2 separate regions of the Homo sapiens genome follow, and region 2 is linked to region 1. Evidence: chromatin contacts called from ENCODE Hi-C data. All regions are on one chromosome and are shown on one strand. The core of a region is the stretch at or near the end of the contact, and the rest is flanking DNA. Distances in the headings are between cores, read along the strand shown. Region 1 holds the start of PRP4K (pre-mRNA processing factor kinase PRP4K). Region 2 holds the start of LY86 (lymphocyte antigen 86).

Evidence for each region. A loop is a pair of places that touch in the nucleus more often than their neighbours do. Pooled maps may share reads with other maps.
Region 2: a loop to region 1 is called in a map with no recorded cell type, with 11 times the contacts of the local background. The contact joins the promoter of LY86 here to the promoter of PRP4K in region 1. A Hi-C loop is called at or near these places in 4 of 37 single-sample maps with no recorded cell type and 6 of 50 pooled maps.

What each region holds. Positions count from the first base shown.
Region 1 is chr6:4,019,128-4,023,640 of GRCh38, forward strand. PRP4K (pre-mRNA processing factor kinase PRP4K) reads left to right here and starts at 2,173. Exons shown (of 15, transcript NM_003913.5): 1 at 2,173-2,339. The coding sequence starts at 2,299. It overlaps LOC124901245 (a long non-coding RNA gene), which reads right to left and starts at 2,040. Exons shown (of 2, transcript XR_007059415.1): 1 at 1-2,040. RefSeq lists enhancers at 2,004-2,313, 3,356-3,415.
Region 2 is chr6:6,586,805-6,591,317 of GRCh38, forward strand. It overlaps LY86 (lymphocyte antigen 86), which reads left to right and starts at 1,916. Exons shown (of 5, transcript NM_004271.4): 1 at 1,916-2,066. The coding sequence starts at 1,931. The region is part of intron 1 of LY86-AS1 (LY86 antisense RNA 1); the gene reads right to left. RefSeq lists enhancers at 213-302, 313-442.

The DNA of each region.
Region 1 (4,513 bases), core at 923-3,422:
TGCCAGCATCGATTTTTGAAACTTAGTTTTTACCATGCTCTTTAAAAAAATAAACACTTGGTTTGTTCAAATACCAACTTTAGTCACACAATCTGGCTTCAGCACCTATTGTTCGGGCCCCATATATCGTTCTCCACACTTAGGATGCTTCATCTCCACATAAAGCATAACTGCAAAATACACAGGGCAGAAGGAGACCTGGGAGATAATACTATGGTTGCAGAAATTAAGACCAGCCTGAGCTCTCGACAACAAGAAAGAGACACAGCGAAAACAAGGCATTTATTTATAATAGGCTCTTGCAAGCAAGGAAAAATAAGGCATTTTCTGATTCGAACGTAGTGCTCTATTACCCCTACTCAACAAACATTTGAATGCCAAAGAGCTGTGAGGGTGGATGCTTAACAAGCAGATGCTAAGCGAGGTTATATTTTTGTAGGAAGCAGCCTGATAAGAAAAGAGCAGATTTTCGAGTCAGATTTTAGTTCAAAAATCAGCTTTGTACTTGGGAACTCAATCATAAGCAAATTACCTTACCTCTTAGTGTCGGTTTGTTCATGTGTAAAACGTGTTAATAGTACCTGACCCAATCTCTTGCCTTCAAGTATATCACTCTATTTCCAAGATGAGATCTCTCACAGTTCTACTACGTACACCGTTAATTTTAACATTATTTAAAAATAGTTTACTAAGTTTATTTCATTTATTTATTTGAGACGGCGTTTTTGCTTTTGTTGCCCAGGCTGGAGTGCAATGGCGCGATCTCGGCCTCCCGGGTTCAAGCGATTCTCTTGCCTCAGCCTCCCGAGTAGCTGAGACTACAGGCGCCACCACGCCGGCTAATTTTTTGTATTTTTAGCAGAGACGGAGTTTCGCTATGTTGGCCAGGCTGGACTCGAACTCTTGAGTTCAGGCAATCCGCCCGCCTCGGCCTCCCAAAGTGCTAGAGGATTGCAGGCGTGAGCCACCGCGCCCGGCCCTAACATTTCAAAACGTTTGGAATTCAGGCAACAAGAGACATTTTGTAAGAACATTTAAAACCCTTCTCCCCTGGAAATCAAGAGATATGTATGGAGTCTGGAGATTCCGAACTCAATTTTCTAGGACAAAGGCAAACTCAGATGATTACAAGAATGAAAGTGATCGTCACGCTGCTTCCAGGTTCCAAAGTATGGATAATTTTTTTTTTTTTTTTGAGATGGAATCTTGCTCTGTCGCCCAGGCTGGAGTGCAGTGGCGTGATCTCAGTGCAAACTCCGCCTCTCGGGTTCAAGCGATTCTCCTGCCTCAGCCTCCGGAGTAGCTGGGATTATAGGCGAGCGCCACCACGCCCAGCTAATTTTTTGTATTTTTAATAGAGACGGGGTTTCACCATGTTGGCCAGGCTGGTCTCCAAATCCTGGCCTCAGGTGATCCGCCCGCCTCGGCCTCCCAAGGTGCTGGGATTACAGGGGTGAGCCACAGCGCCAGGCGAGAAATATTTTTTTAAAGAGGAATTAAAGAACCTAATTGGTTTTGAGAGTTCTCCAAGAGCCAGTAAATGTTTTCCCCACAATATTCCATTCTACCCCATTACTGTAGAGTCGTTATAGAAGAAAACAAAATCACATAACGCAACTTGGGCCAAAAAACATTACACGTTCCAATTACGGAAATAACGAACTGAATCGTGTCACCCTTGAACTATGTAAAAGTTGAAAAGATGTTCAGTGTTAAATGTAGTAACAGTTCCACATTAAAAGATATTTACGTTCGAGTTTACAGTATTTAAAAATGCCTTTCTACACACTTTCCCGGGAAGTTAATGCCACTTCAGTTGAGCTGTCTAGCGAGATGGTTAAGCATTTACTGTGTCTCTAACACCGACCAGGGGAAAAATCATCAATTCGTTTGCCCGAGTTTAAGAGAATTTTCACCTAACTTCTAATCTCCACAGCCAATCAGTTCTTGGAACCGCACACCCGATGCCGACATCCCTCTCTTGTTGGCTCCCCTCGTTAGCGGGATTCAATAACTAAACGTCCATTTCTAGCATTGACTGAAGAGCTCAAGCTTGACACTCGACCTCAATCCTTAGCAGCACCGCCCACCATGCTCCCGGAAGCTGCGACACTACGCCCTGCGCTAGTCCCGGGACGTGGGGTTTTATATCCGGATTCTTAGCGCGGACTCAGAACCCAGCTCTTCCCTACACGGTCGGCACATGCGCGGCAGCTCTTTTCCTTCTTCCTCCACTTCCCCTACCCTCCACCGTCCGGGAGCCGCCGCCACCGCCGCCGAGGAGTCAGGAAGTTCAAGATGGCCGCCGCGGAGACCCAGTCGCTACGGGAGCAGCCAGAGTAAGTAGTCTCTGTGAGTGGGCCAGAAGCTGGAGCCCGGGGACTGCCGAGTGGGAGCTGCACGGGGTGGCGGGAAAGTTCGGGCCTAACGGCGAGAGTCAAACTTTGCTTTTTCCGGCGCGATTCGTTGTGGGGTGGGAGGCATGGGGAGCAGGCGGCCTTCGAGCTTCCTTCTCCCAGAGGCCGTGGCTGCTGGGGTGAAGGCGGCCGCGGCCTGCCGCGCGTCGTTGCCCCGGGAGGCGTAGGCGCGAGCGGCCTCTACAGGTCCGGTGCGCGTGGCGGCTGCCGCGGCAGTGAGGTCGCGCTTTCCTATGCCTCTTTTGGGGACCCATCTGAGCTCCCTGGCCGCAGCTCTTAGCGGCATCTGTGTTGGGGACACGAGGGTCAGTGGCAGCAGGCGGGCCAAGCCCTAAGTCTTTTCTTCCTCATGCGGTACCCCCAGTCGTCCTTTTACTGGTGTCAGTTTAGGACCTGAAAGCAGAGAGCGGAGGTGCTGGGGTCACACTCTCTGGCCATCCCAGAGCTAGTCTGTGGCTAGCGGGATACTTGATCTCGTCACCTTGTACTCTTTAGTCCAGCAGTCACCCAGTATTGTTTTGTTTTGTTTTGAGTGCCTACCGGCAGCTTTTTTACCAACTTGCAAACTTGAGGCAAAGTAAGATAGAGTCTTTGGTTTTGAGGCCTGGCATTTTTTTTTTTTTTTTTTTTTTGCCTGAGTTTATAACCCTTCTTTAGGAGGACGAGTGGAAGGAGTAGTGGGAATTGCTAGCTACTGCCAAACCACTTTATGTCTATAATTAAGCTAACATTAAGAATCCATGCGGCCAAATGAAAAATGAAAAAAAAAAAAATACGAGTGTATGCTGCAAAGGTTAACCATTGGTTAACTTAAAGCAGTATTTTGCTGTTCATGTCTATGTTAGGAAAACTCAAACAAGAACCTTAACAGAGAGAATGGATTTTACGGCAATGTTCCTATAGCGACCGTTTTTTTTTTTTGTTTTGTTTTTTGTTTTTTTTTGCATCTGCACTGTCTGATCTGTTTCCAGCCATCTTAGAAAGAGGTATAGTCTCCCAGCAACTTGTGACTGAGCGATAGAAGAAATCTTTGCCACCAGACAACCTGACACTTAATTGCTGTGCATCCAGTTTTGGGCTCCTCAATCATCTGCATTACTCAGCTAGGCAGAGAAACGGAATTTTTAATTAAGGGCTTTTCAAAACTGCTGTATTATTTTTACAATTTGACTTAGCAGAGAACAAATGGATTCTGAAGTTTTAAATTAGCTTTAACCTCTTACTGTTTCTCACCAAGTTCATTGTGTGGCACAATTACAGTGTTTATGCCAGTACCGTGCAGATCTCATGCTATGTGGTTACATTTTCTACTAATCTGAAAAGTTCTGTAATATTATGTCCATTTATTTGATTTTAGGGATGTTTCAGATTCATTTCCAGGAGTGGGTCAGCCATAGTTTATTCACATACTGTATTCAAATAATATTAGACTTAATAATTTCAAAAATACATATTTAGGCCTCTGCTGTATGAGTAACAGAGATAATCTTTAATTTCCCTTCCCTTCCCCACAGAGCACTTGGTGTAAATGGAATATTTGGTCTGTATATGTCTCACTTTCAGTAGTTTGAAAGTATTTAACAAAGAAGATAACCATTTGGTATGAAAGCAAACTATGCCTGGTGCTCATAGTGAGTCCCTGAATATAGTGTCTACAACAGTTCTTTAGAGAACACTGAGTAGTTTACAGTTATATAGAATCTATTCAAAACAGAAAATTTAGAAAGAATAAATATAAGAAGCAGCTTTTAAGCTCCCTGAAGGCTTTAATTCTTTTAACAACCCTATGGAGGTAGATACGTTTATTTTCCTTATTTTAGAGATGATGAAACTGAAACACAGAGAAATTAAGTAACTTGCTCAAGGTCACACTCAGTGGCACACCCATTTAAACTCAGGCAGTCTGGTTCTAAAGCCCTGCTGCTAACTATTGTACTGTCTGGCCTCCCACTATACAATGTGGCTTCTTTTTAAATTGCTTGTCAAGTATGAAATTATTTTTGTTTTTTTCCACTGTCCCAGAAAGATACATTTTTTGATGTGACATGTCTAATTTATTGAGAACTAATTTCTCAAACCTGATTTGGCAAAGCAGA
Region 2 (4,513 bases), core at 666-3,165, 2.6 Mb after region 1:
CTTCTAGCACCTTAATCTCCAACTTTGGACCTCCACCCTCCAAAATGGTGAGAAATAAATGCTTGTCATTTAAGCCACCCAGTCTAAGGTATTTGTTATGGCAGCCAGAACATACTAAGACCATTTCCCTGCCACAGCTGCCCACAGCTCTCTGCTAGGTTTTCTGCTCCCTGCCCTGCACTCCTGGACTCCTCCTCCAGTGTCAATCATGACGCACTTTGCAGGGAAGGAAGTTCTCACCCTCAATTGCTCTCCTCACTCACATATGTTCAGAGCTCTCTTTACAACTGCTGGAGCACTCACATATCCCAAGGGAAAGCTTCTGTGTTCCATCCTGGACCTTCTAGGGGCTACCACGCTTCCACCAGGGCCGCTGCTCTCACCATAAGCTTCAGACTCTCATCTCCCGAGATCTTGCTCACAGCGCAGCTGCCTTCCGCTCACACAGGCCAGAGGGGCCACCTTGTCTCTTCTTAGAGCAACTTCCCACCACTCCCTTGGGGCTCAACCTTCGCTTTATGTTCTGTAAAAGCCAGCAGTTCTCAAACTTGAGACTGCATCAGGCACACCTGGAGGGCTTGTGAAAATCCAGAATGGTGAGTCCCGCCCCCCAGAGTTTCTGATTTAATAGGTCTTGAGTAGCCCAGAATTTGCATCTCTAACAAGCCCCCAGTGGAAGCTGAGGCTGTCATCTTCCCAGGCCGCACTTTGAGAACTGCTGTTGAAAGCCATCATCACTGAACTTATTTGCAGAGGTACCTAAAAATAATCAATCCACAACTGTTCCTTCTCCAAATGACCACTCTCTGATGTCTATCAAGAAATCCAAATTATTTACCAATTAATTTATTGGTAATTATGTTCCACCTATTTCAAAAAAAGTTTTGAGCTAACTCTAATTTTTGCTTAGCCATCAGCAGAAATAGTAAATTTACCTAGTGCATTCAGAAAAATGCTGTTCCTCCCAGGGAAAATAGTGTTTTCTATTGCTCCTGAAATCTGCTGACCTTGGCACTGACTCTGGTCCTCTTACATTAAGGTGAAGCTGGGGCGGGGTTGAGGAATCAAGACTGAGAAACCTTGCTGTCCTGCAGCAGAATAGAGATACATGGAAGAAGGAAGACAGAATCTTGGCTTTGAAGAGAAAGTGAGATGTGATGTCAATGATCCCACTAACACCAAAACCAGCAAACCAGCCTCCTTAAGGGTGGCCCCACCTCCCCACCCTTCCTACTTTTTCTACCAAGCCAAACCCAGAAATAGAACACGGCTCACTTCTCAGGGCTATTGCCTCTGCCTCATCTCCAGAGACCACATCTGCAGCTCCCAAAACAAGGTCTGTTCTGCAGCTGGACAATTCACTGCTAAAATCCCAAACCTAAGAGCAGAGCCAAAGCCAGAGGAGAGGAAAGTGACAATAGGGCCAAAGCCTCATTCCAGATTCCAAATGTCATTCTGTAGCCCTCGTGCTATCAACTGCTGCCTGCTGGCTGCAGCCAGGTCCCTGGGTCCATACACAGCCTGCATCAAGAGCCTGCAGAGACTCGGGGGCTGGAGATGGGAAACAGATGGTGGCCTGCGCTTTGTCTTTCCCAAGTTTACAGCCTCACCTGGGGGTGGAGGCTGTTCTGAGGGGCCCCCAAGAGGTAAGTTCACGCATCACTACTGACCCTCTCCCTGTGAAAGCAGAAAGTCAGCACGCATCCTACCCCAGACCAGACCAGCCACACCTGTAGATTCAAGGTCCTGGGGGAACAGTATTCAAATGCCTCTGCTCTCAGCCTTTTACTTCTGACTGTGGTTCCCAGCGAGTCTAAAATTTGAGAAGTGAAACTGAACATCCAACTGCCTTGGTGAGGGGAGAGGAAGAAATTTTACAGGCTTTTTATTGGCCGGTTATTTTTCTGTGTGTCCCATACAGGCCCCCACCATGAAGGGTTTCACAGCCACTCTCTTCCTCTGGACTCTGATTTTTCCCAGCTGCAGTGGAGGCGGCGGTGGGAAAGCCTGGCCCACACACGTGGTCTGTAGCGACAGCGGCTTGGAAGTGCTCTACCAGAGTTGCGGTAAGCCCTTGCAGTACACCCATGTGTGTTTATGGGGAAAGCAAGGCCCACAGATGTGAGCCGCTAGTGCTCAGTTGGAGTTGGGGTGGGAGGGGAGAGGGGACCAGCAGCTGAACACTTTCTCCACCTGCAGCAGGTCTGGGAGGGCCACTGGGAGCTTTTGGAAGAAGGAGCGGTGGGGCCAGGACTGGGAGCGGAAGAGAATGGCAGAACAACAAAGAGTACAAGAAAGAGAAATTGAATCTAAATATAGCCATTTACTAACACCACAGAACCCAAAAAAGAACAAAATGATCAGTGAGTCTACCAAATCATCAAACCTCACCAGCTGAAAATTAGGAAAAGCAGCTTCCAGTAGGCCCTTCCTCAACACCGTACACCTGGGCTACCTTTCCATCTGATGTACTTTGCAAGTGAAGTGAAAAGATCACTTCTGCCCAAAGAGAAGATTCCTGTCCCTCTCTGGACACTTTCAGAGCTTTCACTGCAGCAGTAGCTCTCATGAATTCAGCAAGCACTTCGCATGCAGCTATCAATGCCAGGGTTTCTCAGTGCTAGAGATAATAAAAGTGCATATGCCAGGCCTGTCACCCCAGCGGGCCAACCCAATACGCCAACAGATAATTGCAATTCAGTGAAGAGAATGCAGTGAACTGTGGTAAGAAGTGTCAGAACCAACCAATCGGGCTGTGTCTTAGTCAGCTAGGGCTGCCATAACAAACCACCACAGGCTGGGGACTTAAATAACAGATTTATTTCCTCACAGCTCTGGAAGCTGGGCTGGTTTCTCCTGAGACCTCTCTTCTTTGCTTCTAGGTGGCATCTTCTCCCTGTCTCCTCATGTGCTCTTCCCTCTGTGTACATCTGTGTCCTCATCTCCTCTTCTTATAAGTACACAATCATATCAGATTAGGGCCCACCTCCATGGCCTCACTTTAGCTTAATCAGCTCTTTAAAGACCCTATCTCCAGCAGGGCATGATGGCTCACACCTGTAATCCCAGCACTTTGGGAGGCTGAGGAGGGTGAACCACTTGAGGTCAAGCATTCAAGACCAGCCTGACCAACATGGAAAAACCCTGTTTCTACTAAAAATATAAAATTAGCTGGGCATGGTGGCACGCGCCTGTAATCCCAGCTACTTGGGAGGCTGAGGCAGAATTGCTTGAACCCAGGAGGTGGAGGTTGCAGTGAGCCAAGATCGTGCCATTGTACTCCAGCCTGGGCAAGAGGAGCGAAACTCTGTCTTAAAAAAAAAAAAAAAAAAAAAAAAGACCCTATCTCCACATACAGTCACATTCTAAGATACCGTAGTCCCCCCCCAGTCTGCTAGGAATACGTTCCAAGACTCCCAGTGGATGCCTGAAATCATAGATCGTTTTGAACCCTACATATACTATGGTTTTTGGACCCAATAAATGAGACAGCTACTAAGTGACGGACAGGCCGGTAGTAGAGACAACATGGATATTCTAGACAATTCGTGTTCCTGGTGGGCTGGGCAGCACGAGATTTCATCATGCTACTCAGGAGGATGCTCAATGTCAAACTAATGAATTATTTCTGGAATTTTCTATTTAATATTTTTGGACTGCAGTTGGCTGAGAGTAACCGAAACCTTGGAAAGTGAAATCTTGGATAAGGGGGCTGTACTGTACTGGGGGTTGGGACTTCAATACATAAATTTGAGGGGATGCAATTCATCCCATACAGGGCTCCCAAGTGGGGAGCAACTCAGGAGCCCAGCCTCAGGATCACATCTGCTGTTAGAGGGACTGGCTTGTGCAAACGCATGGCATTGTGATATCTGCCACTTTGGAGGGAGATGGGGGCAAAATGCCGTTTGAACTACAGGAGATGGAAAAGAGAAGTTGATTAAGCATCTGAATTGGCCTCACTCTAAGCTGGGGAGTGATGAGGATGCAGTGCTTGAGCAAGTACCTGATCCTACAACTGCCACCCAAAGAGCTGCCCAGAGAGGTCCAGATGGTCACTCTAGTCACCAGGGCCATTTGTTCAATTTGACCTCACTTTTAAAAATAAGGGACATTGAAGTGCACACACACACAAAAATTAAAAATAAGTAAAAGAGAATGAACGACTGGATGCTGGAAGTGCTGATCTTGTCACTCTAGGTTTTCCCATGGCGTCAGGACCACTAGTATCCCATTCATTTTCAGTGCAGGATGAGAAGCAAGATGTGAGATAAATGGACTGGTCAGGGTTGGTTTTTCCAATTCATCCTTGCATAAAGGTTGCCACAGCTGATCTGTCTCCCAGACTCACCCTCTGCCTGCAGCCAGGCTGGTGCATCCTTTCAAGTCACTTGCAAGAGGACTGGGCACGTCAGGGAAAGAACAAGGACACATCACCTGCCCACAGGAGGATGGCTCTTTCCTCTGTAGGTGAAGTTTCCCCATGGAGTCAGTGAATGTCTTAGCCAAGCCA